Linked DNA regions of Homo sapiens: regions 1, 2, 4, 5, 6 and 7 are each linked to region 3. A link is a loop called in an ENCODE intact Hi-C map of the cell type or tissue named here. Cell type or tissue: heart right ventricle. All regions are shown on one strand. Region 1 overlaps LOC105378741 (a long non-coding RNA gene). Region 2 has its middle 41 kb from the start of LINC01767. Region 3 holds the start of PLPP3 (phospholipid phosphatase 3). Region 4 overlaps LOC124904185 (a long non-coding RNA gene). Region 5 overlaps LOC124904186 (a long non-coding RNA gene). Region 6 overlaps PLPP3 (phospholipid phosphatase 3). Region 7 overlaps LOC124904185 (a long non-coding RNA gene).

Evidence for each region. Peaks named below come from ENCODE experiments on the same cell type or tissue, not always from the same donor. Only the 100,000 strongest peaks of a DNase experiment are listed, where the experiment ranks them.
Region 1: a loop joins it to region 3, with 5 times the contacts of the local background. A loop is called at or near these places in 24 of 110 quality-filtered maps.
Region 2: a loop joins it to region 3, with 5 times the contacts of the local background. A loop is called at or near these places in 14 of 110 quality-filtered maps.
Region 4: a loop joins it to region 3, with 2.7 times the contacts of the local background. A loop is called at or near these places in 22 of 110 quality-filtered maps.
Region 5: a loop joins it to region 3, with 5 times the contacts of the local background. A loop is called at or near these places in 13 of 110 quality-filtered maps.
Region 6: a loop joins it to region 3, with 4 times the contacts of the local background. A loop is called at or near these places in 41 of 110 quality-filtered maps.
Region 7: a loop joins it to region 3, with 12 times the contacts of the local background. A loop is called at or near these places in 25 of 110 quality-filtered maps.

The regions. Positions count from the first base shown.
Region 1 is chr1:56,072,691-56,076,690 of GRCh38, reverse strand. All of the region lies in intron 2 of LOC105378741 (a long non-coding RNA gene), which reads left to right. Among named protein-coding and RNA genes, the nearest start is that of LINC01755, 130 kb to the right of the region's middle. In heart right ventricle, no CTCF peak of the experiment used is centred here; a DNase peak (open chromatin) is centred at 2,460; H3K27ac peaks cover 2,246 bases.
Region 2 is chr1:56,372,080-56,376,079 of GRCh38, reverse strand. No RefSeq gene overlaps it. Among named protein-coding and RNA genes, the nearest start is that of LINC01767, 41 kb to the left of the region's middle. In heart right ventricle, no CTCF peak of the experiment used is centred here; DNase peaks (open chromatin) are centred at 1,587 and 1,769; H3K4me3 peaks cover 1,911 bases; H3K27ac peaks cover 3,447 bases.
Region 3 is chr1:56,577,417-56,581,416 of GRCh38, reverse strand. It overlaps PLPP3 (phospholipid phosphatase 3), which reads left to right and starts at 1,854. Exons shown (of 6, transcript NM_003713.5): 1 at 1,854-2,539. The coding sequence starts at 2,401. RefSeq lists an enhancer at 3,869-4,000. In heart right ventricle, a CTCF peak has its summit at 1,635; DNase peaks (open chromatin) are centred at 1,936, 2,726 and 3,636; H3K4me3 peaks cover 2,944 bases; H3K27ac peaks cover 3,219 bases.
Region 4 is chr1:56,437,195-56,441,194 of GRCh38, reverse strand. All of the region lies in intron 1 of LOC124904185 (a long non-coding RNA gene), which reads left to right. Among named protein-coding and RNA genes, the nearest start is that of LINC01767, 24 kb to the right of the region's middle. In heart right ventricle, no CTCF peak of the experiment used is centred here; a DNase peak (open chromatin) is centred at 1,810; H3K27ac peaks cover 3,339 bases.
Region 5 is chr1:56,290,362-56,294,361 of GRCh38, reverse strand. All of the region lies in intron 1 of LOC124904186 (a long non-coding RNA gene), which reads left to right. Among named protein-coding and RNA genes, the nearest start is that of LINC01767, 120 kb to the left of the region's middle. In heart right ventricle, no CTCF peak of the experiment used is centred here; no DNase peak of the experiment used is centred here; H3K27ac peaks cover 2,208 bases.
Region 6 is chr1:56,506,518-56,510,517 of GRCh38, reverse strand. All of the region lies in intron 5 of PLPP3 (phospholipid phosphatase 3), which reads left to right. Among named protein-coding and RNA genes, the nearest start is that of PLPP3, 71 kb to the left of the region's middle. RefSeq lists an enhancer at 1-563. In heart right ventricle, no CTCF peak of the experiment used is centred here; a DNase peak (open chromatin) is centred at 1,827; H3K4me3 peaks cover 550 bases; H3K27ac peaks cover 4,000 bases.
Region 7 is chr1:56,475,040-56,479,039 of GRCh38, reverse strand. LOC124904185 (a long non-coding RNA gene) reads left to right here. Exons shown (of 2, transcript XR_007066106.1): 1 at 1-154. Among named protein-coding and RNA genes, the nearest start is that of LINC01767, 62 kb to the right of the region's middle. RefSeq lists an enhancer at 1,338-2,111. In heart right ventricle, no CTCF peak of the experiment used is centred here; DNase peaks (open chromatin) are centred at 1,118 and 1,619; H3K4me3 peaks cover 1,297 bases; H3K27ac peaks cover 2,378 bases.

The DNA.
Region 1 (4,000 bases), 500 kb after region 3:
CCTCCCATGATGGGTGGGCCCTCATAGCTGGAGAGTCCTTTGTATACTGAGTAGCCTGAGGGTTGTAAGAGGAGCACTTGGACCCTGGAGCCAGGATAGGGCTCCAGCTAACTCCGTATTAGTCTCCATAATTAGGTGGGAGTCAACATACTTTGTGGGAGGAAGAAATCAAGTTGTGATGAGAGAAGAGGTGGGGATGTTGGGAGAAGAGGATTAGAAGAACCTTCTCTGGAAGAAGAGTAAGAAATAGAAGACTGGGGTTCAGACAGGTCTGATGAGGATATTTATATAGTAAGGATTCTGGAACCACCCTGCTTGGGTATAAGTCTGCCATGTACTTGCTTTATAACTGAACAAGTTACTCTATACTTTTATATCTCATTTTCCTCATCTGTAAAATGAGAATAGTAAAAATTGCTACTTTCAAAAGTTGTTTTAAAAATTAAATAATCTAACTAGAAATTAGAAGATGAAAATATATATTTTGTCATATATTTGTTCACTATCCAATAGGAACTGGGGGAAGCATACAAAATTATAGTAATGAATTTGTATGATGTGGATGTACCTAACTTTAGTAACTGCACAGAAAAGAGAGCTCTTTAAGGTCATATGAGAGACAGAGAAAAGTCGTTGCAGAAGTGGCATTTGAGAAATTGTGGAATAAGTAGGAGTTTGCCAGGAAGGGAAAATGGGGAAAAATAGAGAGGATGACACTTGAGAAGGGTCAGAGATGCAAGAATTTTGGAGACCACAAAGATTTCTAATGTTACTGGTTTGCTCTGACTGGAAGGTACAACAAACACCATAGCCATTCTCTGTCTGATTAATATGACTGCTCATTCCATATACAACTATAGCTTCTTATTCTTTTATTTTTATGAATGTCTTCAATTTGGAGGAACTTACCTATGTTCTCTCTGGAATGGTTGGAGGACATTTGTATGGCAGTGTATAGTGTCATAACCACAGATATGTCTTTCTGTTGACCTTAACTTCCAAACACTGTGATCTGCTTTGAACTTATACTTATTTCCTGGTCAACCTACAGCTTGAGGGCAAGCTCAGAATAAACCACGTTTGTTTGAGAGTTTCGACACTCATCAACTGGGGGAAGCATATTCCATACCCTCTTACCTGTCTGTCAGGCACAGTATGAGAAGAACGTTGACTTTGAGGTCAAATATACCTGTGTTGATCTTAGTTTTGTCCCTACTAGTTGAGTACACTTGCCCAAGTTACTCAGCTTTGCTTATGTTATCTGTCCAATGGAGGTAATTATTATCTCATAGAGTGGTTGAGAATATCAATGAATTATTAAATGTCAAATTATTGGTACAATGCCTAATATGTATTAGGTACCTAGTAAGTATTAGTTCTCCTCTTGTCTCTTTGCAAATATGAAAACTGTTGACCTTCAGATGTGCGCCAGTGCATGTGAAGTCAATGTGGGGATTAGAGTTGGCCTCTTTCACCTCCAAATTAAAATCAAACTGTGCAGATTCTTAAATGCACCCAATTTAGACTACCTATAGATTAGAGAGCCACAGCACACTTCAAGTGATAAACGGTAGGATTTTTTTAGTCAATTTGATGAATCGCTTTTAACAATTTTACAGGGTTATCTGTTATGAAATACTAACCCTAATCTTATTCATATCTTTAATATTATCCATTCACCTTGATGCTTCCAGTGATTTAAAGATATTTTATTTTTTATTGACACATTTTTGTAAGCTATCACAAATTCCTTATGGAAAGAGTAAGATATACAACACACAAAACAATGGAATGAAGTACGATAAATAAAATAGCCAAACAAAGAATTTATCGAGGGCAACTTTCTGCCTCAATGTGTGCTTTGTATCTTAATTAGGCTGAAAGCCTTGGGAAGCATACCATTTTATTGAACAAACACTATTTGACCTTTCTAATATTTTATTTTTACCCACAAAGAAAATATCCAAAGAACGAAACTTTCTGATATGGAACAAATTCTTATTTTTCTTTGGCACATACTTTGTATTGGATTGTCAAAGACAAAGGAAGAAAGGCTCGCTGAGAGCCATGGGAGAGTGTGGTGTTTTCAATGCACCTGGCATTCCTGGCTCTTCTCCTACTGGGGCATAGGGCTGTGTGAAGGGCTGGACGTTTTCAATCACAAATTCTTGCTTTGTCTATAGCATTAACCCTGTGAGCCTTCTCCACTCTTTCTATGACACTTGGCATCTATCTCCTTCCCCAACCCTGGGCTGATAGAACAAACTGGTAGAATCAGTTGACACAATCTCTATCAGAAGCAACTGGCCTTGTCTTATCCAGAGCCAATAACGCACAACACACAAGATGGCTGAAGTCCAAGGTTCCTGCACATTAACAGATGGAGGGGAATTATCAGTGGAGAAATACAACCAAGCACCATGTGGATGGGTGACAAGAAGTCTTCTGGCCAGAGGAACAGATTACATACCAGCACTGCCTTGGCTCACTGCCCCGAAGAAATACATAGCAATCCACACTCGGGGAAAATTCCATGAAATAGCAGAGCAGGAACATCCTGAAGCCAATGGCAACACATTCCAAGAAAAACATCCAATGAACCAAACCCAAAACAACACAGACCTCAGAAACGTAAATAAGAATTAACTGAAAAAGGAAACCTTCAGAGTCTTGGGAAGCAACACAACAGATTAAGTGACCACAAAACACTAAAACACCAACTAGTTATTTACCCACTGCTTTGCGGTAAATATAAGGCCCATAGTCTCCAGGAGGTTATTTCTGGGCGCCAAGGACTTAGCACATAGTCCAGCAAAGAGCTTGGGCTTTATTTTCCTACCCAGGGCAAGTGGCATTTGTAATGGGCCTGAGAACCAGAAAGAAGATATTTTTGAACTACTTAGTCTTATGGCTATTTATAAGGATGAGAGAAGATCAGAGGGTGGGAAATGCACTGGGCTTCAAGTTAGAAGACTAGGGTTTGCATTCTTACTCTGCCACTGACTAGCTCTGCTGTCTTGGCAAGCTACTTAACCAAGCTGAGCTTTGATTTCCTCACTTGGAGAAATGAGTGGATAATAAAAATTATTATTTGTTCCTCATGGGGTTGATCTGAATATTAAATGAGAAAATGGAAGTACTCCTAAGAGGCAGAGTACAATGCAGTAGCCAGCCATTATTATGGTTGTTTCTATTGCTGTTACTACTTCATTACCCTAGGATCACAGGAGAATTCACGTTTGCTAACTTGAGATGAATTTCCTGATAGCTGAGGTTTGCCCTCACCCCCAAGCATCTATCTCAATGAATTATCTGCTTCCTTGAGAAGGTTCTTGTACATAGTTTAAACTTTTCTTGATGACTTAGAACCAAAGATATGAACATCTATTATTGTCCTCAGTAGCTTACAGTTAGTTCTGTTTGATTTTTCTCTCTTTCTTCTGTGAAGTCAAGCAAAGCCACAACCCACAACTCCTGACCTGTCTATATTTGTTTATTTATTTATTTTTGAGATGGAGTCTCACTCTGTTGCCCAGGATGGAGTGCAGTGGTGCAATCTCAGCTCACTGCAACTTCTGCCTCCTGGGTTCAAGTGATTCTCCTGCCTCAGCCTGCCAAGTAGCTGAGATTACAGGTGCCTTCCACTATGCCCAGCTGATTTTTCTATTTTTAGTTGAGATGGAAATTCACCATGTTGGCCAGGCTGGTCTCAAACTCCTGACCTCAAGTGATCCGCCCACCTCAGCTTCCCAAAATGCTAGGATTACAGCTGTGAGCCACAGCACCCAGCCAAAACTAATCTCTTCCTGACCTGTATTAATAGCTTCTCCTACCTCTATTTTGCTTGCCTATTTCTAATTTGGTCCACCTCAGATGATCAAGCTTGGTAGAAATGAGTGCTAACCATGAAACAGAGAGTCTCTATTTAGAATTTTGGTGATAAAATATGAGGCATTCATACAGGGACTTTGAGATCACCACAGTAGAGTGTAGAGACATA
Region 2 (4,000 bases), 210 kb after region 3:
TTAAACATGATTTGATTCTCTTTGTCCTGTTGCTCTTTGGCATCAATGGGACATGGATCAGGAAATTATTTCTAGGTGTTTATATGAGGAAAGAGGAAAAGCTGCTGAGAGTTAATCTTTTAGACAATCCAACAGAATCTGAAATATCAAAAACTATCCTTCCAAAAGAAAACTATCAACCCTTTCAACATTTTTTGAATCTTTCTTTGAAGCTTTAGCCAAACAGAAGATAAATGTAAAAGGTAAGGAAAGCAAATTAACTTCTATTGAAACCCACCATGTGCCTGTGTCTTGATGTATTGTCTTCTCAGTTCCTCCTAGTAACCCCGTATGGTAGGTATCATTAGATTCATTCTTCCACATAAGGATGCTCAGAAAGGTAAATATTTGTCTGAGTTCATACAATGATTTGGCAGGAAAGCCAAGATTCAAACCGCAGCCTGCTTGGTCCTAAAGCCCAGGCTTTTTTTTTTTTTTTCTTCTTCTCCCTGCTTCTGAGTCTGCAGTCTCCTGAGGGGAGCAGTTGTTTCCTCTTTGTTTAAGGAGTCCGTCCTTTTGTCCTGGATAGCCCCAGAGAGATCCTGCATCTTCAGAAGAAAAAGGACTTTTCGCTTTAAGACTGCTTGGGACCTCCAAAGGTCTTTAGCAGAAAATGCAAGCAAGCACCCTATTGGAAGGTACTCTTAATGAAATGAACACCGGCTGGATGGTTCTATTTTTGGATGTGGGCTCAGACATTAGGAGCAGGCAGTATCTTTTCTTTTTCTTTTTCTTTCTTTCTTTTTTTTTTTTTTTGACAGGATGGGCTGGGGTTGGGGGAGGAGGAAGCAAGAATTAAGCAGAGAAGGCAAGCTCCTTTCTGTTCATCTAACTCAAAGTGAGTATTATGGATTTAAATAACCCATGTGCAGTTCTATTACTTAGTGGTTTTACCCAGATCTAGGCTACTACAGGTGAAAGATGTTCTATCTGTCCTGTGCTTAATTTTTAATGCAGTCTTGAATTACTTTTGTAGAAAAATCCAAACACTTAGTTTGCATGCCATCCTCAAGGTTCTCCTTCTGGGGTGGAAAGCTCACAGGCTTTGGGGATTGTGAGGCTTGAGTTCGACCTTCTGCCATGCCACTGATCTGTGTGGCTTTGGGTAAGCCATCTAGTATCTCTGACCTTAGGCCCCTCCTCTGTAAAATGAGTACAATCATGCATGCTTTTTAAGGTTGTCATCATTGCAAAGTGCTTGATGCTTGGCAGACACTCATTAAACATTAGTTACTTTTTCTCCCTGTATCTCAAAGTGCAAATTCTTTATCTTTATTCTCTTAGGTCGAGAAGGGCATGAGTGATGACCTATATTTTTAGGACAGCTTGGATCCACCCAGATTGTTGGCAGGGGCTATTGGCTGTGGTTTAAGACTTAAGCCAATGCCCATTATGTCATTATGGAGCCTGCAAAAGTGATTACTAATGTTACTTTTCCAGTTCACTGCAGAGCAGAGGGGAGAGTTTTTCACACTGCTGGCGTTTTGTTGGAGCACGAAGATACGAATCACAGATGGCTTCCTCGGCAGATGTGGCCCTGTAGAACTGCAGTGCTGGTTTATAAGGGGTTTAATGAAAACCTGGCACCCTCCCAGACTTGAATCAATCCTCTAGGGTCTCAGCTTATGCACGTACAGACCAATCTGCAAATGTGCACCATTATTGACGGTGTGGGGAATGCTGGGGTGAAAAGTTTTTACCTGAGAAACAAAGCCAAACCTATCTGGCCAAGTTCACAGGCTTGGCCTGGGAGATGGAACAGTGCCGTGGAAGGGAAGTTGGTAGGAGAAGAGTGGCTGCAGCTGGAGGATGTCCAGATGGCCGCTGCCCAGCTGGGGGTGATCCGGGCTCAGGGTAGAATGATGGTTTTACCAGCTGCTTCGGGCTCACAGTATTTTCTTCCTTGCCATGGCTAAAAAGAGTGAGCAGGACTCGCAAGTGGGAGATATGGAATATCGAAATAGTTTCTGTCTAGTTCATATTATGGACTGGAACTGAACTTGCATATTGTTGCTTCTGCTTGAAATGTTCTTCAAATGGTCAGCTTGCTATTTCTCATCTGTTTTATTTTGGCTTCAGTGTCATTCCTTGGCAAATGCTTTCTTGATCACTTCCCTGAAAGAATCTCCAAGCTCTTTGCCATATTCTATCTTAGTTGTGCATTTGTTCATAATATATCACAATTTATTTGCCTATTTGGTTGCTGTTTTGGTCCTTTACTAAAATATAAGCTCTTTGAGGGTAGGAAGTCTGTTCATCTTGTTCACCAATGCAGCCGAGTGCCTAGTGGAGTACCTGGAACATAGTAGACATTCAACAAATATTGTTGGATGGATGAATACATTTTTGTGACAAGACTAAGATAAATCAGTCTTTGTAGATTAAAGCCACCATTTACAAGCTGTATAACTGTCTAAATTACTTAATCTTTCTTAGTCTCAGATTCTTTATCTGTGAAAAAAAAGATGGCCAGGCGCGGTGGCTCACGCCTGTAATCCCAGCACTTTGGGAGGCCGAGGCGGGTGGATCACCCGAGGTCTAGAGTTCGAGACCAGCCTGACCAACATGGTGAAATCCCATCTCTACTAGAAATACAAATTAGCCGGGTGTGTTCGTGGGCACTTGTAATCCCAGCTACTCGGGAGGCTGAGGCAGGAGAATCTCTTGAACCCAGGGGACGGAGGTTGCAGTGAGCCAAGATCACACCACTGCACTCCAGCCTGGGCAACAAGAGCAAAACTCCATCTCAAAACAGAAAAAAAAAAAGATAAAAATATAGTAGAGGGAGCTGTTTGTGTAGAATAGTGTCTAGAAATAAGAAATGGTCAATAAAGCTATTATTATCCAGTTATTGAAGAATTAAGTTCACCACCAACAAATATTTATCAATATTTCTATTCTAATATCTATTGAGAATCTAGTATATGCTATGCCCCCACACCAAGCACTTTTACATGCATTATCTTATGCTATTCTTCACAACCTTGTGAGATATTCTTCCCATTTTAGAACAAAGGAAATAGATTAAGTGGTTTGAACAAGCTTACATAGCTACTCAGTGGCAGAGGCAGTATTAACTCCATTTCTATTTTTAAAGCCCTAATTTTCCCCCATAATTCCAGGCTGCTTCCTATTAACACTCATTCTGGATAAATAAACATAAGGAAGCCACATTCTCTGTCCTCTGGAGGCTCTGGTTTAGGTGATAAGACATATGTAAGAGTAAAATGAACACTAATAAAAACCATTTTTTTGGTGCTGCTTTGAAGTTTACAAAGCTTGTCCCAATATTTACAATACATTCAAGTTTTAAAAGATTATTACCCAGGATATATAAATAATTCATACAAGTCAATAAGAAAAAGACAAACAATGGAAAAATCTACAGATTATGAACAGGCAACTGGAATGGCCAATAATCATATAAAAAGATGTTTGACATTATGAGCTGTTGGGGAAATTCAAATGAGAACAGTAAGACACTATTTCCCATTGTCGGATAGGCAAAAATAACAGTCTGAGATACCCAATGTTGAGGAGGATAAGGAGACATGAGAACTATCATACCATGCTGGTGGGACTATAAATTGGTAAAACAGTTTGGGGAGCAACTGGCAATACATAGTAGCAGTCAATATGAATACACAACCAGGGCTTCCTCTATGAGGTAATAGCTTAGAGAAATTTTTGCATATGTGCCAAAGGAGATGTGCAATAATGTTCAGTGTTAGCATTGTATATAATAGTGCAATATTGGAAATAATCTAAAAGTACATTAATAGAGGAATGGATAAACAAATGGATCTTTTTTTAGATAGAACATAAAATAGCAAAAATAAAGCAACATAAAATAGCAACTAAAAGAATAAATTAGAGCTACATTTAGCAATATGATAAATCACTAAAACATTATTGAATAAAAAAGACCAAGTTGCAGAAAGGCACAGACAAGATATCATTT
Region 3 (4,000 bases):
GAATTGAGAGTGCTGTGTGTGATTTGCAGTTGGATGCTTCAGCTCCAAAACTTCTTGGGAGAGTCAGATCTTCTTGCTTCCAGAAGATAGCAATGTTGTCTTTCTTTGCAAGCCCCACTTACTAACCGGTGCTAACTTGAGCTTAATTCAGTACACAGCAAATCCCGTGCTAGGTACTAGAGAGATGCCGCGGCGCTGATAACCTACACAGTTTGCTAGTCTTTACCATCTGTAACACCAAATCAGGCTGACATAGGCTCATGCCTGTAATCCTAGCACTTTGGGAGGCCGAGGCAGGCGATCATGACGTCAGGAATTTGAGACCAGCCTGACCAACATGGTGAAGCCCCATCTCTACTAAAAATACAAAAATAGCCGTGTGTGGTGGCACGAGCCTGTAATCTCAGCTACTCAGGAGGCTGAGGCAAGAGAATCCTTTGAATCCGGGAGGCGGAGATTGCAGTGAGCCAAGATTGAGGCACTGCACTCCAGCCTGGGCGATAGAGTGAGACGCCATCTCGGGGGAAAAAAAAATAGTTAGAAGCAAAGAGTTGACAGTGAAGTTAATTCTGTGCAGGAATGAAGAAAGTACTCAGAGAGGAGGTGACATTTCAGAGGATACTAAAGCAAGAGAAGCATTTCCCTAACTAGAGGAGGAAAGGGTATGCATTATAGGCAGAGCGTGCAGGAGAGCAGGGGTGTGGAGTGTGAAAGGATTGTACCAGAAAGGGCAATTGTACCAGAAAGGGTTGATGGTGGCTGCATATAAAGTTATCAAAACCCAAAACAAGTCAGTGTAAGAAAGAACATGATTCATATAATGTATCAAAAAGCTACAAATATTTCCATTTCTGAATGCACACAAAGAACCACCTGGAAAAAACATCCATTTATTGTCCACTGTGCCCAGGTCCATGCTAGGCACTATAGAAGATACAAGGGAAGGCCCTTGCCCTGGAAATGTTTATTCTCTATCTGGAAAAAAGATTAACTCACATAAAATAATTAAAAATAAGATGCCAGCCTCTAAGGAAAAATGTTAGATTGTCTGAAACTCAAGCAGAGAGCATTTTGGCTGCCCTGGAATTCCCCATAGTAGTAGAATTACTCTTGGGGCCAAGAGAGGGGTTGCCTGAGACTCCTTCACCCAGAAAAAAGGTAATTGCTAACCCTCACAGAGCACTTCCTATGTACTGGGCACTGTTCTAGGAGCTTATACGGATTAACAAATTAAGTCTTCACAACCACCCTATATGAAAAGGAACAGTTATCTCTAGTTACATACGGGGAAACTGAGGCACAGAGTCACAGGATTGAAATCCAGGAGATGTGGTTCCACAGTCGTGCAGTCTTTTTCATTTTAGTATTCTCAAAATCTAGCGTAGTACCCGGTGTTGGATGTTAAGATCTTAAACAAACAAACAACTTGTTTTCCTTAAAAATTATATTTTCAGGGTAATACAATTCAAGTCACAATAAAGACCTGAAAGCCTCAGGTTTGTAGGTGAGGAAAAATGCATTTTAGCTGTACAGCCCTAACTTTTACTTGACCCAAGGCCAGCAAGAAAATGTTTCTTTTTATTTATATATATTTTTTCTTTGGTGACAATTTGGTGTTTCTGAACGCTAGGGGCTCCCGGTTTCTCTGGTTTGAGAGTAACTTTTCCTTTTAGGACTTTTTTTTTTTTTTTTGAAGGGGGTGGGGGAAAATGTGGCCTTAATTATCCTACGTCTTAGGCAGCTTAAGGAAGGGGCTGTGCTTTCGGAATCCCATCCGAGCCAAGTAAGGAGGTCCCTCTCTCTCTCTCCCCCCACGTCTTCTCTTTTTAAAGGACCTCGTGAAATAAAAGTGCAGAAAACAAACCCAGGCGATCACAGCAGCAGCCGCCGCGGCAGCAGCACCAACAGCAGGAGGAGCAGGAGGAGCCGGAGGAGGAGGAGGAGGAGGAGGCAAAGTTAGAGTTGGGGCTGGCGCTCCGGAGTTGCTGGGCTCAGCGCAGCTCCCATTCATTAAGGAACCAGCTGCGGAGGAAGGTGGCCGAGCGCCCGCGCTGCCCACTCGCTCGCTCGCGCACTCAGACGCGCGCCACAACAGCGCGCCCCAAGCTGCGCAGCTCTGCAAAAGTTTCTGCTCGGGATCTGGCTCTCTTCCCCTTGGACTTTAGAACGATTTAGGGTTGACAGAGGAAAGCAGAGGCGCGCAGGAGGAGCAGAAAACACCACCTTCTGCAGTTGGAGGCAGGCAGCCCCGGCTGCACTCTAGCCGCCGCGCCCGGAGCCGGGGCCGACCCGCCACTATCCGCAGCAGCCTCGGCCAGGAGGCGACCCGGGCGCCTGGGTGTGTGGCTGCTGTTGCGGGACGTCTTCGCGGGGCGGGAGGCTCGCGCCGCAGCCAGCGCCATGCAAAACTACAAGTACGACAAAGCGATCGTCCCGGAGAGCAAGAACGGCGGCAGCCCGGCGCTCAACAACAACCCGAGGAGGAGCGGCAGCAAGCGGGTGCTGCTCATCTGCCTCGACCTCTTCTGCCTCTTCATGGGTGAGCCCAGCCCCGCTGTCCCTCGGCCCCTCGGCCCCTCGTCCCTCGGCGCGCGTCCCAGCCCAGTCCGGGGCCGCGCAGCGCCGCGCCGCGCCGCGCCGTCAGCTCCGGGGGGCCCCCGCAGCCTTCCTGGGGAGCCTTTGCGCCGCCCAGGCCCGAAGCCCCCGCCCTCCCCGATCCCACCGACTTCTTGGCCTGTACTTGAGTGGGTCTGGGCGTGCTTAAGCGTTCGTGGGCAACTGTTAAACCAGCTCAGTAAAAGTCGTCTCCACGTTGGAAGCCCGGGCGGAATCCCGCGGAAGGTGTGGGTTCGTCCTTTTAGCGTAGGGGAAGTTGGTTGAGCCGCGCTCTAGAGCCAGCGTATAGCTAGCTGGTCGCCCTCCATCCGAGTGAAATGGATCGCCCCGAGAGTCGGGCTCCTGCCTGGAGCCGAGCTGCCTTCCCGGCGGCTGTATGTAAACATCCAGCCCTTCCGCCTTTGCTGCCCAGGCTCGCCAGACTGGCTAGCCGGCCTTTTCACTTGCTCCTCTCCTGTAGGTGCTTTCCCCGGGCTTGGTGCTGGGCACGGCTTCAGCAATCACTTGAGTGCCTACTGTGTGCCAGGTGGTAGGCGGCTTCAGGGGCATCAGTTTTAGCTCGCCCACTCTCTGACTCGGTGCAGCAGGGGTGATGAGCCCCATTTCCCTGATGGGCACATTGAGGCACTGGGAAAGCCAGCTGCGATCTTGTTTGGGGACCACAAATTTAATTGCGCCCCCAGAAAGTTGAGGCGATGGTCCACTTCTGTTTTCCAAAGTCGTTGGAAGCCACAGCTGGAAGAGCGGTGGGAGTTAAAGGAATTGGAGTGGGAGGGCGAGGAGGATTTATGAACTCGGTAGGGGAGGGAGAAAGCGCTTCACAAGAATGAACAGGACTTCCAAGGTTGAAGTCAGCCTAGGATTTTTTTTTTTTTAAAGCGAATCATGGTGTAATGGAAAACGCACAGTACTTGTCATCAGAACACTGCCACTCTTGCCACTTGCTGGGTGTGCCACTTAACTGCCTCATGGGCCTCAGTTTCCTCAGCAGTTGAATGAGTGGGTTGAAGTAGATGCTCTCCAAGGCCCCTTCCCGCATTAGGAACTCGGATTTGGTCCAGAAGCTGTTCTGCCAACTCTGCTAACTGAAGAAACATCTGTGTTCCCAATTCAGTTCCCTTAAAATACAGCTCCTGCACAGACTTAAGTCCCCTTTGAAATGGATTTGTCCATGCAGATTTTGCAGACCAGAGACTTCTTAGGCTGGAGTTATACCTCTCTGGTATTCATGACTCTTTCTGTAGCACTGCTCTTACTGTGCAGTGTCCTCTTGATGGTCCATAGTAAAGAAAGATAGGATTCTTAGAGTTTAAAAATAAGAACGGCCCCCTTCAGGTAAGAAGAGACAGCTGAAGGTATAATTGTGCTCTGTGGAAGGGTGGAG
Region 4 (4,000 bases), 140 kb after region 3:
TTGGCCTCCCAAAGTGCTGGGATTACAGGCGTGAGCCACCGTGCCCAGCAGTTTGGAGTTTAATAGCTCTCTTTCATCACGTGGCTTCTGTGAGCCTAATTCATTACATGCAAATACTACCTAATTCTCACGGTTGTTTTAAGAATGCAGCATGGCTGGGCACGGTGGCTCACGCCTGTAATCCCAGCACTTCGGTAGGCCGAGGCGGGTGGATCACTTGAGGTCAGGAGTTTGAGACCAGCCTAGCCAACATGGTGAAACCCCGTCTCTATTAAAAATACAAAAAATTAGCCCCGCATGGTGGTGGGCATCTGTAATCCCAGCTACTTAGGAGGCTGCGGCAGGAGAATCACTTGAACCCAGGAGGTGGAGGTTGCAGTGAGCTGAGATCGCGTCATTGCACTCCAGCCTGGGGACAGAGTGAGACTCTGTCTCCAAAAAAAAAAAAAAAAAAGAATGCAGCATATGAAATTAATGATGTGATATTTTCTTAGAAAAAGGTAGATAAAAATAGATAGATGTCCAGGTAGCATTGTTTATAAAAGCCCAACAAATCAGAGGAAACTATCCCTTAAAAGAGAAACAGAACCAACGTAAATATCCACGACAAGAGAATGGTTAGGTCACAGCAGTACATCAATGTACTGGAATATTATACAGACATTAAAGTTTTTCTTGAAAAGAAATGCCTTTGATAGAATGAAAATTAAAATAACAGAGATATAAAACTTTATCTCTAGTATGATCTCAACTTCACAAGAAGTGAGACTAGAGTAAAACATATCCCAACATTAACAGCAATTATCTTAATAATTATCTTAAGACAACAGACTTATGGGTTGTATGTGTGTGCATGTGTACATATGTATATATATATTATGCTTCTTTGCATTTTTCTATTTTCCAAGTTTTCTGCAATGAGCATGAGTCCTTTTGAAAATCAATGCAAAATATGAGGCTCAGAGTGGAGCACAAAGAACACCCCCCAAATAAGGCCTCACTGGCCTAAAGATCAATTAGTGCCTTTTCAAAACTCATTTGTTTTTTTGCAGTGTCAAAGTGCCATTTCAGCGTCTCTCCTCTGCTCACTCATCTCTTTTGGCTTCACTATCTTGATTTGACTGGGTTCAAAGAGGAAGCAAACACAATAGACTAAAGCCAGTCTTTAGGAACTGCCTGGGTTCATGCTACAAATAGGATGTGCTGATATAGTCTTTAAAAAAAAAACCCACAACACCAACAACCTCTTTTAACATCTCAGTGAATAAGGAGCACAAGGAGAAAATTACCTCCAAGGTGATATTCTGGCCATGTTCACCTGCTCCTGGAGCATCAGCTGTCCCGGGCATGCCAGGGCAGGGCAGGCTGCCAGATGAATGAATCTGGCCTAAGATGCCAGTGGGTAATCCGGGGACAATGGGACTTATCAGGATTTCTCCCTAAGTTATGTGTTCTGTATCCAAAAATATTTTAACTGATTGCCTCTGGGAAAACTGCTGTCTCCTACCTTCTGGGAAAGGCAGTCGGGGAAAGGCAAGGTAAGAGAATGTTTTCTGAAGTTGCTTCCACTCACATGTACAGAAACAGCAGCAGCAAGCTGCACCTTCTGTGAGTAAATGGTACTGAAAATGGCAGGACCTTTGCCTCCTTCCTGTTCTGCTCTTAGAGTGGCAAGCTTTGGGGCCTTACAATGGAACTACGTGAGAAGGGAAGGAGCACAGATAGTATGGGGTGCATCTCCTTTGTTGTTACTAAACAGAAGGCACCAAGATCTTTCCAAGGTCATCCAGGCAGTGAGACAGGATTAGAACCAAGCGTGCCTGGCCCCGGTTGTCCTTTAGAGCACAAGAGGGAGAACCAGCAGTCATCTGTTCCACAGTCCCTCCCAGAAATGCCAATGTCAATGCCACCTATCACCTACCCAGTATCTGCTGTGCACCAGGCACTGTGCAGAAATGTAGAAACCTGATTCCATCTGTTATGGGCTGCATTATGTTCCCCCACAAATAAATATGTTGAAGCCCTAACTCCTAGTACCCTAGAATGTGGCTATATTTGGAGAAAGAGTCTTTAAAAAGGTATTTAAAATGAGGTCATTCGAGTGGGCCCTAATCCAATACTACTGGTGCCCTCATAAGAAGAGGAGATTAGGACACAGAGGTAGGACCATGTAGGTCACCAGGAGAAGATAACCATCTATGAGCCAAGGAGAGAAGGCTCAGAAGAAGCCAACAGTGCCAACACCTTGATCTCAAACATCTAGCCTGGAGAACTGTGAGATAATAAGTTTTTGTTGTTTAAGCCACCCAGGTCTGTGATACTTTGCTATGGAGCCCTAGCAAACTAATGCACCATTTTAGCCATAGCCTTGCTAGAAAGACCACTGGTCCCAAATGAAGAAACTCAGGCACAGCGTGGTGAAATAACTTGCCCAAAGTCACAGTTAATAGGAAGGCTTTGATTAGAACTCGGTCTCATTGACCCCAAAGCCTGGGGCTTGACCGTTACTCTGAGAAGAAATGGGACCATTTATGTGAAAGTGCATTGCAAACTGTAAATAGTTATTGAACGAACACAACATCAGAAGGCATTGCTTCTTATTTCTACTATGGTAAAGTAGCATTCTCTTTATAGGAAATTCCAGGTTGAACCTGGTCTTTCTTCTAGAAGGGCATTTCCTGGGGATACTTTGCCCTTTAATCCCGGGGGGCTCTTTTCAGGTTAGAGAGCGTCTTCCCAAATAATCTAAGAGTTGCAAGGCATTGTGAGGCAGCGATTTGGAGCTAGGACTCTGTTTCTCTCCATCTACCAGAGGCATGGGGGTGACCTTGGGCAAATCACAGAGTCTCTCTGGGCCTTTGAATCTGACCTTCACACATTTTGGATTGTTCTGCCAACTTCTGCTGTCAAGTTCTCTGTGGGCATTTTAGTGAAGTACTCTATTTTCCTGTAGGCAACCCCATCTCACTACCAATCATAAAATAACGTTCATTGTTCCCACCCTCTGCCCTTGCCTCCTTAATGGTGACTCATCCCTTAAATCAGGCTCAGCAATCACTTCCTCTGGAAAGCCTTCCCAGCCTGGACCAGTTTCCCCTGTTATAGGATAGGTTAGCTCCAGAAAGGATGCATCTCTGCCAGAGCCTCAAACTCAGCCTAGTACATGGTGAACTCTCAACAAATATTGGTGCATAAATTAATCTCCTCTTGTATTGCCCTGTCCTGTGCTTTCCTTTCACAGTCCTTATAGTTTTAAAATTATGCAGCTGATTAATGTCTGTCTACCTGACCCGAACCACTAGACTGTAACTCCATGAGGGCAGGATTGTTGTTTTGGCTCATCATTCCATTCTAAGCACCTAGCAGTGTCCTCAAAATAGTAGGCACTTAAAAAATATTAACTGAAACAATTAAAGTAAGGAGATAGGGAGGTTTTGATTCATCCAGAAGACATGTCACCCAAGTGAATTTCCAGGGCTTAGGAGAGCTCACTCTACAACATTCATTAACATACTTTTTTTTTGCCCATCAGTCTTCTCTTGTGTCTGGCAATGCATTTACAACATTGTTAAGAATTATCTTGGCCTCCATGTGGTCACGACCTGAAGGGAGAGGCTGGCATTGGAGGTGGTAGTAATAATTCAGTGCTCTAACTCCAGGCAGGAGCTGGGGTCTGAGCAAATGCACAGCTGCATGCAATCCATGTAGGTGTCAAAGGATCAGGGAGGGCAGAGGGGAGGCAATTTTTGAGCAAAATATTGAAGTCTGAGTAAGTGTACACTTAAGGGGGAAGGAGGGAAAATTCATGGTAGGCAGATGAAACACTTAAGCAAAGGCCTAGCATGTTAAAGAACGAGGCTCGCTGGGGGAAGAGCAATTAGCCTGCATTCCTGGAGCTCTGCTGTGTGGGGGAGGGGAGGGGAGAAGAGTTGGGAGGTGAGGCTGGGAAGGTGGGGTGGACTCTCTGGAGACTTTTCTAAAAGGAGGGGAAGAGCCGGTT
Region 5 (4,000 bases), 290 kb after region 3:
TATGGTAAGAAAAAGGTATTGGAGGGAAGTGAGCATGGAAGTGGGAAGACCAGTTAGGAGATGGTAGCTGATGTCCAGAGGAAAAATGATGGCAGCTTAGTTTCATGTCTAGGGGTGGTAAGGATTGGAGAGGTTGGTGAATTCTGGAGATATGTATGGAGTTGAGTGATTAGGAATTGTGATCCACTGGAGGGAGGGGAAGAGACAGTCATGTCAAAGATGAGTTCTAGGATTCTGGCTGGAGCAAACAGATAGGTGGTAAGTGGTGGTGTCATTCCCTGTGATCGGGAGTATAAGAGGACAAGGTTGTCAGTGGAAGGTGGTAGGATCCATTGTAATCGTGATGAACTTGAGAGGCCTATGGATCAATGGCCAATACACAGGCCTGAGGGTTAAGTGTCAGGACTAGAGTTAGGCAAGCAGGCACACAGGGACCAAAATTTAAGGAGGCACTCACTCTCAGGGTCCTGTAAGCACAGGTTAGCATGTGAGAATGAGTGTCTCCCTAAATATTGTACCCTGGGGGCCTTGCTTACCTCACTGTAGTCCCAGCTCCATAGGAGGTAAAGGAGAGAGGTTCTGGTTGGAATTATAAGTTGGGACGATAGCAGCATCAGTGATGGAGTGGACATTTGCCATTGTTTAGCTTCCCAGCATTGATTTCTACTTCCTAACAGCACTCAATTTCATTGGGGAAATTTCATTAGCTTACACCATTGTGTGTCTTGGTAGGACATTGTGTGGGAAATAGGTGCCTTGCCTCCCGCAGTAGAAACCTGAGAGGGCCCTGGAAGGACACACTGAATATCAGAGCTTGAATCTAAAGTCCATTGTTGTACTCAGTGTAAATTTTGATATAATGGTTCTAGCTCAACAGTTAATCAAGACATTCAAAGAAGAAAATGAACAACTATGGGCCATTTCAGTTTGCTGGCCATCATTCTGTCTTCTGGTCTCCCTACTGCCATTTTTAAATGCAATATTTCAATATATTTTTCAATAGAAGAAAATGTCACCCTTTTCTAAGAGTGTGATATGTGAGGATTTGAGGTCTGTACCCACTACAGCAATTTTTCTTACTATCAGTGAAGCCCCTGAAGCAATTTTTGGTCTGGGATTATGGTAGGCTGGGGCCATACAGAGCAGTTGGGGGACGAGAACATGCAGAGTCTTGGAATAAGGCAGACACCATAGAAGGCAGACCAGAGACAATGAAAGAAATTGCATCTTTGGTGGCATTGTTGGAAACTTCTGGATCAAGTCCACTGGAAAGAATTGTGTTAGTAAGTTAGAGACTATGCTGCTATAACAGACTCCTCAATAAAGGGACTTAAATGTGATAGAAGTTCATGTCTTTGTTAACATAACAGTCCAGAAGTCTGCCATCTGCAACACATGGCTTGGCATCTGTAGGTTCATAGTGATTGTCCCAGCTGACCCATTTCTCAGCCAATGGGAAGAGCAAAAGAAGAACTGGAAAGCTATCAGCTTCCCTCTTAAAGACAGTGGCTTGAGAATTGCACTTATCTCTTTAATTTAAATTCCACAGCATGGTCACACCTAGATGCAGGGCAGGCTAGGAAAGGTAGACTCTGGAGTGTGTATGAAAGAGATGAGTACAGCATTTGGGTCTTTGGAGACATGAGGATCTATTACAAAAGGAAAGAAAAGGAGTCAAGCTTTTGAGGGTATTGATCAGTTTTTGTCAAACCAATAAATTATTTTTTTCTTCCTTCAATCCAGCTGGAGTTTGGGTTTCTGTTCTTAGCAATGAAAATTCCCCCAATATGAGACAGGATTTGTTACTGAGCCTTTGCTCTTCCTATCATACTGCCTCTCTATCATCGCTAAGGGACAGTCCAATGCTGTGCTTATTTGAATGCAATCAAATTTAATTTGTTAAGGAAAAAAGAAGGAGGGAAATAGCCTGGGATTATACTACATGCCAGCTACTATTCTACAATGTTTATATATGTGATATCCTTTAATTGTCAACATAACTCTTTGCTTTATTTATCTCTGGGTTGCAGGTGAGAAAAATGAGGTGGAGAAGGGTTTATACAGGTGGTACAATAGTTAATAGAGCTGTGATTCAATCCCTGTCTGTCTGATTTTATAGCCCCTTTTTGTGTACTCCATCCCCACTGTGTCATTGTGGTATTGAGGTGCGTGATGGCATAAGAATTAATGGGGACATGGAGGGAAAGATTGGCAGTAGGGAGATAATGATAAGAGCACAGGGAACCGTAGGGCTAGGTGTCACATGTGTGTGTATGTGTATGTCTCTGTGTGGTCATCCACAGAGGTGAGAAGGCAATCAGGAGCCAGATATGTGCTGATGGGACTGGTGAGAGATCATCCCACAGTCATCACTATTCCAAGTCCCCTTCTTTGTCAATGGCACTCTCAACTCTTCCTTGACAGGAATTTACTTGATTGGGTGTTTACTTGAATGAGGTGGACTGCAGACCTAGAGCCTTCTTTGCTCTGGCAAGCTTGGGGAGGCTGGTTGCAAAATGACTGCATTACACAAAGGTCTGGGATTTAGTGCAGAAAGTCATTTGAGGCCCATCCTGGCTGAAAGTGCCATTGGGAAGCTGTTACATAAGCAGAGAAAGCAGCAGCTGGAAGTGCAGGGCATTGAGCAGGGGCGGAAGAAGGGTGGGGAGGCAGTTTGTTAGTGAGATGAATTTCCAGGAAGGAAAGCCCACCCTCCACCACCCAGGCTGCATTAGGGCTGCCGCAGGACGGCTCATTCCTGAGAAAACCCTCTCTTAAGAATTCTATTGTCTGATCTTCAGGAATGCAAGGAAACTTGTTCCTTAGTGGGCACAATGAGAACACCAGCAGCCAAGGGAGGAAGCGAGGAGTCCTTGAATTCTCTAAGAACCTACTGCAGACTGCCTTTTGGCAAGTGTTCATGGAGCTGTGCTCTAGGAGGAGTTCCTGGTCGAGCAGTCTGGCCTGGGAATGGTGGTGAAGCACCAGCCCTGTCTTCTTGCATCCTGACTTATAACTGGGAGTCTCCAGTCTTCCTTCTGCCACAGCCCAGTGTGCCTTGTTTCGAGCCAGGCAAAATGGCTCACCATCCCTGAAGAAACAGCCCACTTACACTGTCCCAGGTTCACTGTCACACCCTTTCTTTCTCTACATATCTGCGCATCCTTCAAAGGCCTGATCAAATGTCACTTCTTTGGGGAAGCCTGCCATCATGGATACCTACTTTTTGCTGAGCTCATATTACTTTTACCTGCATACCTTCACACCTAACTTATCATCATACGTTTTATAGGTGCCCAGTAAATATATGTTGGTAAAATGAATAGTCCTGATGTACTTTAATGTTATTTTGGATAAAAGTCATACATTAAATAAACAAATAGGATTTCGCTGTATAGGTTTCTGGATGAAATTCACAAGAACTTTGTTGAACTTTGTGTTTTATTTTTTTAGTTCATGGTGTATGGGTTAACCTGCATTCAAATGACATGGTAAATGAATCACATGTCACTCACTCATTTCTGACTGTGTGTTCCTCAGGACGGCCACTCTCTTGATTTCCATCTCTAAATACGGGTTTGGAAACAGGTGACGCTAAAGCTTCTTCTAGCTGAAAAATGTTATGTCCCAGGTCTGAAATATTTAAACTGTGACCTCCCAGAAACATTTGCATTTTAAAGGGCTCACTTAATTAGAGGCAAGAAGCCTTAGGGGTGGGACTTTAGTGGAGGATGACATAGCAAGCAGAGTTCCAAAGGCAAAGATTCAAAGAACTTTCTCCAGAATGACAAGGTAAAGATCTTCTATTCAGCTTCCCTCGAGTATCCTTATTTGACTTGGTATGAATGTACCTATCCTTTTAAAAATGTAACCAAGGAAAAGACATGGAGACTACTTAAATGCATGTTACTAAGTGAAAGAAGCCAGCCTGAAAAGATTACACCTGGTACAATTCCAACTATATGATTTTCTAGTAAAGGCAAAACTGTAGGGACAATAA
Region 6 (4,000 bases), 71 kb after region 3:
CAAGAAGAGGGAGAAGGAGTTGCAGCAATCAGAGTGGGCACCACGAAGAAAGCAGTGTGTGAACTGCCTGCAGCCTTTGACATGGGAATCCCAGCCTACTGGACTGGCTGTTTTAATGGCTTTCTCCCTTGCTTTCTTTTTCTTTTTTCTTTTTAAAAGTAAAGGCCAGAAGGGAGAGAACCTGGGGGAGCAAACCGTTAATGAGAGCAGCTGTCACTGACCGGCTTGTTCTCTGGTGCCTGGCCCTTTAATGTGAGGTGACAGTGGGGGATGGGTGTTTGCACTGAAGGGTAACCCTTTGCTGACTGTGCCCTTCTGAGCTTTGCTCTCAGCAGGAGGACAGCCCGCGGGGGCCTGCTGTTGTGGTTCCTTCTTGGCGCCACTGCCCTAATTGGAGTCCCCTGCACCCCCAGTTAAAAAAATTAAAAGGTTGGGGGATCCTTACTAGCCTTCCTCTCTTTTATATCCTAAAACATGGGCCATAAGCAATTAGACAGAGCGTTCGGGAGGACTATGGCTTATTTCCAAGAAGTGAAATGAAGGTTCTGACTTGTGTCCTGTTTGGCTCTCGCTGACTGTAGCACAGTATAGGAATTTGATCCTAGCGTTTACAAAGCACCTACTCTCTGCTGGTACCATTCTGATACTTTACCCATTGTCTTCCTTTTTTTTTTTTTTTTTTTTTGAGAGTCTCGCTCTCTCACCCAGGCTAGAGTGCAATGGCACGATCTCGGCTCACTGCAACCTCTGCCTCTCAGGTTGAAGATTCTTCCCCCTCAGCCTCCCAAGTAGCTGGGATTACAGGCACCCACCGTCATGCCTGGCTAATTTTTGTATTTCTGTAGAGATGGGGTTTCACTGTGTTGGCCAGGCTGGTCTTGAACTCCTGACCTCAGGTGATCCGCCCGCCTCAGCCTCCAAAAGTGCTGGGTTTACAGGTGTGAGCCACTGTGCCCAGCTGCCCACTGTCTTCTTTTAGTCACATTAAGCCATTGTACTACAGCCATTTTACAGAAGTAACTAGCTCAGAGAGGTAACTTAAGTCATCCAGGGTCAGAGAGCTAATAGACAGCTGCACCACGATTCTCATGGACTCAAAGCTATGCCCTCTGCACTCTGCAAGGAGAAGGGGTCCCTGAAGCTGAAGGCCCTGCAGTTAACCCGAAACAGAAGCTCCATAGTTAGCTGCTTAAAGAGTATCATTTAATTGTGTCACGGAGTCCTTCCTAACCCTTTGGGTGGATCCAGTTATTGCTTTGAGTTTGAAAGCCTGATTTACAATGTAAAGATGGTTTGGAAAGGGGTGATAAATCTCTTTCCCTGCCTTTTACTCACTCACCTGTGAACATGCAAGAACAGGGACTCAATCTTACCTATCATTTTTCTCCAAATGCCTGACACCCAGCCTTGTGCTCAGTGGGACCTCATGGTCCAGAATGGCTTGGAATCGCAGCACTGAGAGATTCATTTCATTGAAGCCATCTGAGAGGCCAGGACAGGGAAGTGCCTGGAAGCTGTGGCTACTGAGAATAAAAGTTTGGAAATGTTCAGCTGGGAGGAAAGAAGGTAGTGTCTTTTCCAGCCGTAAGCTCCCAGGATTCTGTTGTCCTGGGTTTGATTGTGAGGGAGACAGAAGCAAAGCTCAGGACCCTGGATTGAGGAGAGATGGGTAGATCTGTGAGGAGGTGTGGGGAACCAGAGACCATGTGATGAAGGCACCAGGTGCCTGGGAGAGGGAACTATGAGTAGGATGACAGGCATCTGCCTCATGGGTTTTGCAGCTTTATCAGGGTTGTGCAATGTAGCTGTCACGTGCCAAGCAGGAGTCTGTGACCTCTGCTCTGCTTGTGCCACATGACAGAACTCTTCCCCACGAATCAGGGCCGCTGTCCCAGGGAATGCCAGGAAGGAGCAAAGTTCTCTTCTTACTCACAACTATGGCTGTATTGAATGGTTTTTGAAACACAGAGACATCACCTGAGGTTAAGAGGATTGATAAAAAAGCAGCATGTATGGCACAAAGGCCACCACTTGAGGTGCCAAGAAACACAGAATCCATTTTCCAGTCTGCCAGATAACCTCCTGAGCCAAGCCTTTACGGACTCCCTGTTAATTGAGTTGTAATCTTCGCTGACATTTGCTGAGAGCCCAAGCACTCAGAGAGAAGGTAGCAAAGCTGGAGTTGACCCCAGACAGCCTGACACAGAGCTGGCACTCCAAGACCCAGGCTTTGGCAGGTCTCCTCTCATCTCTCCACCCCTTCACCTCCCGGCATGTCAAACATTTCAATATTTTCCAACACCTGAGTTTCTGTATTAGATACCTGTCCCCTTTGATGGAACACAGTTCCAGTGTCACCTCATCTCTGATGAAACCTTCTGTATTAGCTGCCTCTGGCTGCTGTAACAAATTACCACAAATTTAGTGGCTTAAAAGAATGCAAGTTTCTTTTCTTACAGTTCTGGAAGTTGGGAGTTGGAAAAGGGTCTCACTGAGCTAAAATCAAGGTGGAACACATTCCATCTAGAGGATCTAAGGGGAGATCTGTTTTCTTGCTTTTTCTAGCTTTCTGGAGCTACCTGAGTTCCTTGACTCATGGCCCCATTCTCCACTTTCAAAGCTAGCAGCATAGAATCTTCACTTCTCCCTCTCTCTCTCACACACACATATACTTTCTCTGGCCTTTGCATCCATTGTCACACCTTCTTCTGTGACTTTTGTCCTTTTGCCTCCCTCTTTTACAGATGCTGGGACCACCTTGATAACCCAGGATGATCTCTCCATCTCAAGATCTTAACTTAATCTCATTTTATCATGTAGCATCATTCATTGCTTCTGGGACTTAGGATGCGGGCATCTTTGGGGGACATTGTTCAGCTTTCCACAACTTCCCCAGTCCCTGGAGACAGTATTGTCTCACTTCCTTCCAGTCCCCCATGGCCTTTTGCACTTTCTTCCTACCATGGCTTTAGGCCTCATCTACTCATGGCCTGCTCATATGTCTGTCTCTTCAGCTAGATTGTGGGTGCCTTAATAGCAGAATCCATGGCTTAACCTTCTGATTATTTATTCTCGGTATGTAGTACAGCAGCTGACACAATAGGTGCTTCATCAGCATTGGGTAAATGGTGAATGATGAATTAGCTTGTGGCTTCAGGCCAGACACTTCCCTTCTGGGCCTAGTTTCCTCACCTGTGAATTGAAGCTGGAGGCCTTGTAGCTCCATGACCTTTGTGCACAGACATTCTATGGCACAGCTGACTTTGTAGTAACTGACTGAGGTACAGTGCATTAACCCTAGAATGCTGGTTCCATAACTGCAGAGCCTTAGGCAACAGGCATGACAGCCGAGAACTTTTACCTGGGTCTGTTGAGGGTAGATCCTGTCACAACAGGCAGACTTGTCTAGACAAAAATCACATGTCAAATGGAAGTCTGGTTTCCTCCTCCATTGCTTACTAATTGAATGCTTTCCAGAAAAGGAAGACAATGGAAGCCAGCACAGACAGAAAACCTATACAGTGTCATGAACTCAACACAAAGACACAAGCACTTAGGGTCGGATAGGCCTGCCTGCACACCTTCAGAGATCTGGACAGAGGTACACAGGACAAAGGAGAAGGCCACAGCCCAGATAGACCATGAGGTGCATGGGCAGACCCAATCGTACTCAGAACCACAGACACACATAAACAGACAGACGAATAAAAAAAAAACACAGGCTCATATTGGCTCTCCCAGCCCCCTCCCGCCTACACACTCACTAAGTTACCCCTACCAAAGATGTGAACTTTACAGTTGGACTCACACAGGGACTAGGACGAAGGAACAGACATCGGTTCATTTCCTGTCTGGTGACAACTTGCATATCTGGTCACCTCCTCCCTGACCCTCTAACAGATGGCAAATTAGGGGCCCCTGGGAGGGGTCAGGGGAGGGCCCGGCTGCCATTGCTGTGGGTTCAGCAGAGGAAGCAGCTGCTCATGGATTTCGTAAATAC
Region 7 (4,000 bases), 100 kb after region 3:
AAGAGCTCTGGGAGGGTTTTCAGAGCTGTGAAGGGCTTGGGCGTCGAATGCAGGTGGAGGTTCGGCCTATGGCAGGGCAAGACAGCTTTCATGCGAAATCACAGGTCGGAGGGCAGAACAGGATGGCCACCAGGCAAGCCACGCTACAAATCAGGTGGGTGCCTGGGGAAAGCTTGCAGAAGTTCTGGCCTGATTGCGTCTATTTCCTCAATAAAACAGCAACAAAGTTAGCAGCAGTGAGGAAGGATGGGGGAGCAGAGGGGGGAGCTGAGAAAAGAGAAAATGTAAAGTATTTGTTTAGAAGAGTGGAAGAGAATCCACTGGGAAAATGTAGTAGGGATGTAAGTCAGCATTAACCACCCATTTGGGGTTAGTGTCAAGAATTTATTGGGAATAGTCAGCAAGGTGGTGTGCCTTGCCCGGCAGACGCAGGTGAGGGTGGACAAGAGTTGAATTTAACCTGCTTGGGGTTTGGCAGGTGCGTACACCTATGGGTTCGAGTGGCAAGGGAGTTTAGACCGAATAATTAAAATGACGGAGCATGGACTTTATGCTGAGGAAGCAGAGAAACCGATGGCATAGGGATGGGTGGGGGGCAGTGAAAAGGCGGGTAGGATCAACGGATTGTTGTGTCCCTATGGGCTGTCGAATGCTGCGGCTGGAGTGTTGACTTTTATTTTGTAGATTTCAGCATATATACATATACGCTGAAATTATATATTACATGCTATATATGTTATTATATGTTATATATTATCTGCATATATACACACACATATTCCCAGAGGAAGTTAAACTTAACCTGGTCTCATATATACTACACATATAAAATATGTATATACACATATGTATGTATACACACATAGACATGTATACACACATATATACATATGTATATATAAAAATATATACAGATATTTTAAATTTCATATATATTTCCCGTCCCCTCCAAGAGCCCTTTCTGACCCCTGACCCCCTTCTTTAGCAGAACCCAAATGGTTTCCGTGGGTGGAACATCTCCCTGCGTTTCTGAGGACATCAGCGCACGTGGTTTCTTTCCCGGCCGCCGCAGCCCACTTGGTCGGTTTCCTCCTAGTTTTGGCCTGGTGCCCTCCCCGCGGGGCTCTGCCGGGTCTGCGGGTCGGGGCCGTCCGTCCTTTCACCCTGGAGGAGAGAAAGCAGAGATGGGAAGCTTGCGCGCTCGGGCGGGGCCAGTCCACCGAGCCCGACGAGGCTCGGACGGCCCCGGAGGTGGGCGCGCCTCGGCCGTTCCTCCGCGGCGGGGGCTGCTCCGGACGCCCCACGTCTCGGGCCTGGGATTCAGCCTGTGAGGTGGGGGCGGCCGGGGCGGCGGCTGCCGGGAGGGGCTCATTGTTCTGCCGGCCGCTTTGACTTCATTTTCTGCTTTTCATCCCAGGCCGGGACGGTTTAGAATGCAAATGCGGGCTGCTTTTGTAGCTGTGCGTTTGTCTGGGAGCCGTGCGTTTGTCTGGGGTGAGATCACAGCAAAAGGGTTTTGTTTGGCTTTTTAAATTCTTCTGGGGAGAGCAAAAGAAGCTGGAGGAGCGCTGGGCGCAGAAGACCTCCCGGGCGGGAAGGCGGGGCAGGCATGGGCCCAATGGGAGCAGCCGTCGGCTTCTGCAGGCCTGGTTTGGAAAGGAACCGGGTCAGAAGGGTGTTGTTGAACATTAACTCCTTGTGGCCTGGCGGATGGGGAGTTGGGGGTTTCCAAGCTGCTCACCCCAGAACATGCAGTCCACTAATACTGTATTTCGTGCTTCCTTTGTGCCACACCCTGGGGACATTTCCAAAGAGAAAGGTGACGTCCAGCCCTTTCACGTGACTGCATCTAAGTGTCCTCTGCCAGAAGTGGATATTCGGGCACTTCATCCTCACGACCCTGTGTTGTAGGTATTACTGTCTCCATTTTATAGATGAGGCAGTTGAGAGTTAGAACATCACCCAGATAGTATGGGACAGAGCTTTCTTGAGGCTGGGATGTGCCTTCAAAGCCCAGGCACTTTGTCACTCCAGGCCCACCAGGCCCTCGAGGGGTACCCAGCTTGGTAAGCAGGGAGAGAACGAGGGAAACTAAGAATGATAAGTCAGATTCAGAAGAGTGGTATCCAGGTAAATGCTCGAAGCATAGGAAGAAGCCAATGGAGTGTGTTTGTTTGTTTTTGAGAAGGAGTCTTGCTCAGGCTGGAGTGCAGTGACCCGATCTTGGCTCACTGCAACATTTGCCTCCCGGGTTCAAATGATTCTCCTGCTTCAACCTCCTGAGTAGCTAGGATTACAGGCATGCGCCACGATGCCTGGCTAATTTTTATATTTTTAGTAGAGATGGGGTTTCACCATGTTGTCCAGGCTGGTCTTGAACTCCTGACCTCAGGCGATCCACCTGCCCGGGCCTCCCAAAGTGCTAGGATTACAGGCGTGAGCCACTTGTGCCAAGCCTGTTTGTTTGTTTTGAGATGAAGTCTTGATCTGTCTTCCAGGCTGGAGTGCAGTGACGAGATCTCGGCTCACTGCAACCTCCACCTTCCAGGTTCAAGTGATTCTCCTACCTCAGCCTCCCAAGTAGCTGGGATTACAGGCGTGTGCCACCACAGCCAGCTAATTTTTGTATTTTTAGTATAGACAGGGTTTCACAATTTTGGCAAGCTGGTCTTGAACTCCTGACCTCAGGTGATCCGCCCCTCTCGGCCTCCCAAAGTGCTGGGATTACAGGCGTGAGCCACCGCGCCCGGTCTGTTTGTTTGTTTTTGAGTGACTCAGGGAAATATTCCCATAGGAGGTTAAACTTAACCTGGCCAGAGGATGAGAAGGGAGTAGGTTTTCCACAAGCACTGCTAGACATATCAGGTCCAGGGAGCAGCAGGTTCAAAGATGGATTCTGTACCAGAATCTCTGTACACAATTCTGGTACACAGAATGCAAGAACTAGAAGGCCCTTAGGAAGCTCCCACCCTTTCATTTTACTGAAGACGTAAAAGGAGACCCAGAGAGGGTAAGTAATTATTTAAGATCACAAAGCAAGCGAGTGACAAAACTGGAACTGGAACCCAGATGCTCTACCCTTTCATCTGTGGTATTTCTTAACTCAGTAGTCACACATACAATGTAAGCGAGTTCACACTTGTGTAGCACTTAACAGTGGGCCAAGTACTTGATATACTTTCCTCTCTTTTAGTCCTTGTAACAAATTCATGAGGTAGCCACTGTTTTACAAAGGAGAAAACTGAGACACAGAGAAGCAACTGACTCAAGATCACACTGCAAATCACGCCCTAGAACCCATGCCCTTTCCTACTCTGCCACAGCGCTGATAAGTAGGTAAGGAAAGAAGGGAGGCCCAGAGAAGGCAGTTACCAATTTTAAGATCATAAAACAGGCAAGTGAAGGAAAACCATTTCAATGTAGAAATTTTGACCCCTGTATTCAGATGAGGAAACGGAGACTCAGATGTCCAGTGACTTGCCCAAGAACACAGTGAGAAAGTGGTGGGCCTAGCATTGGAGACTATACCTGAGTTCTTTCTACTCTGTCTAGCTCAGCCCCCACCTTGGATGGAGAAGCAATCAAAGCTCCCCTTCCCTTGGTATCTTTCAGATCTTTTACAGATAGTCCTAGTCCTGGTCCAGGTGCATGTTCAAATCTCCTTCGCCTCCTGGATGAAAAATTACCTGCGTAAATGACTCACTGTGTGAATAGCTGGGCAGGGATCAGAACCCCCGTCTCCCTGCTGCCAATGTAGTGATTTTCTATACTCTTTGCTTTCCCTTGTTCAGCATGGCGTAAGGGAATCTGGATCACATTATCCCCCAGAGACCAAAATGTGAGTCGCTTTTGGCTCTTGGGGTCTTTTAGAGAAGCCACTTGGTGTAGCAGCTTTTTAGGTTTGCAGGATAAGAACTGAAGGGGCAAAGCTGGGTCAGGACAGCCTGCATTGGAGGCATGGGACCTGCTTGAACTTAGTTAGCATGTCTTTTTTGTTGTT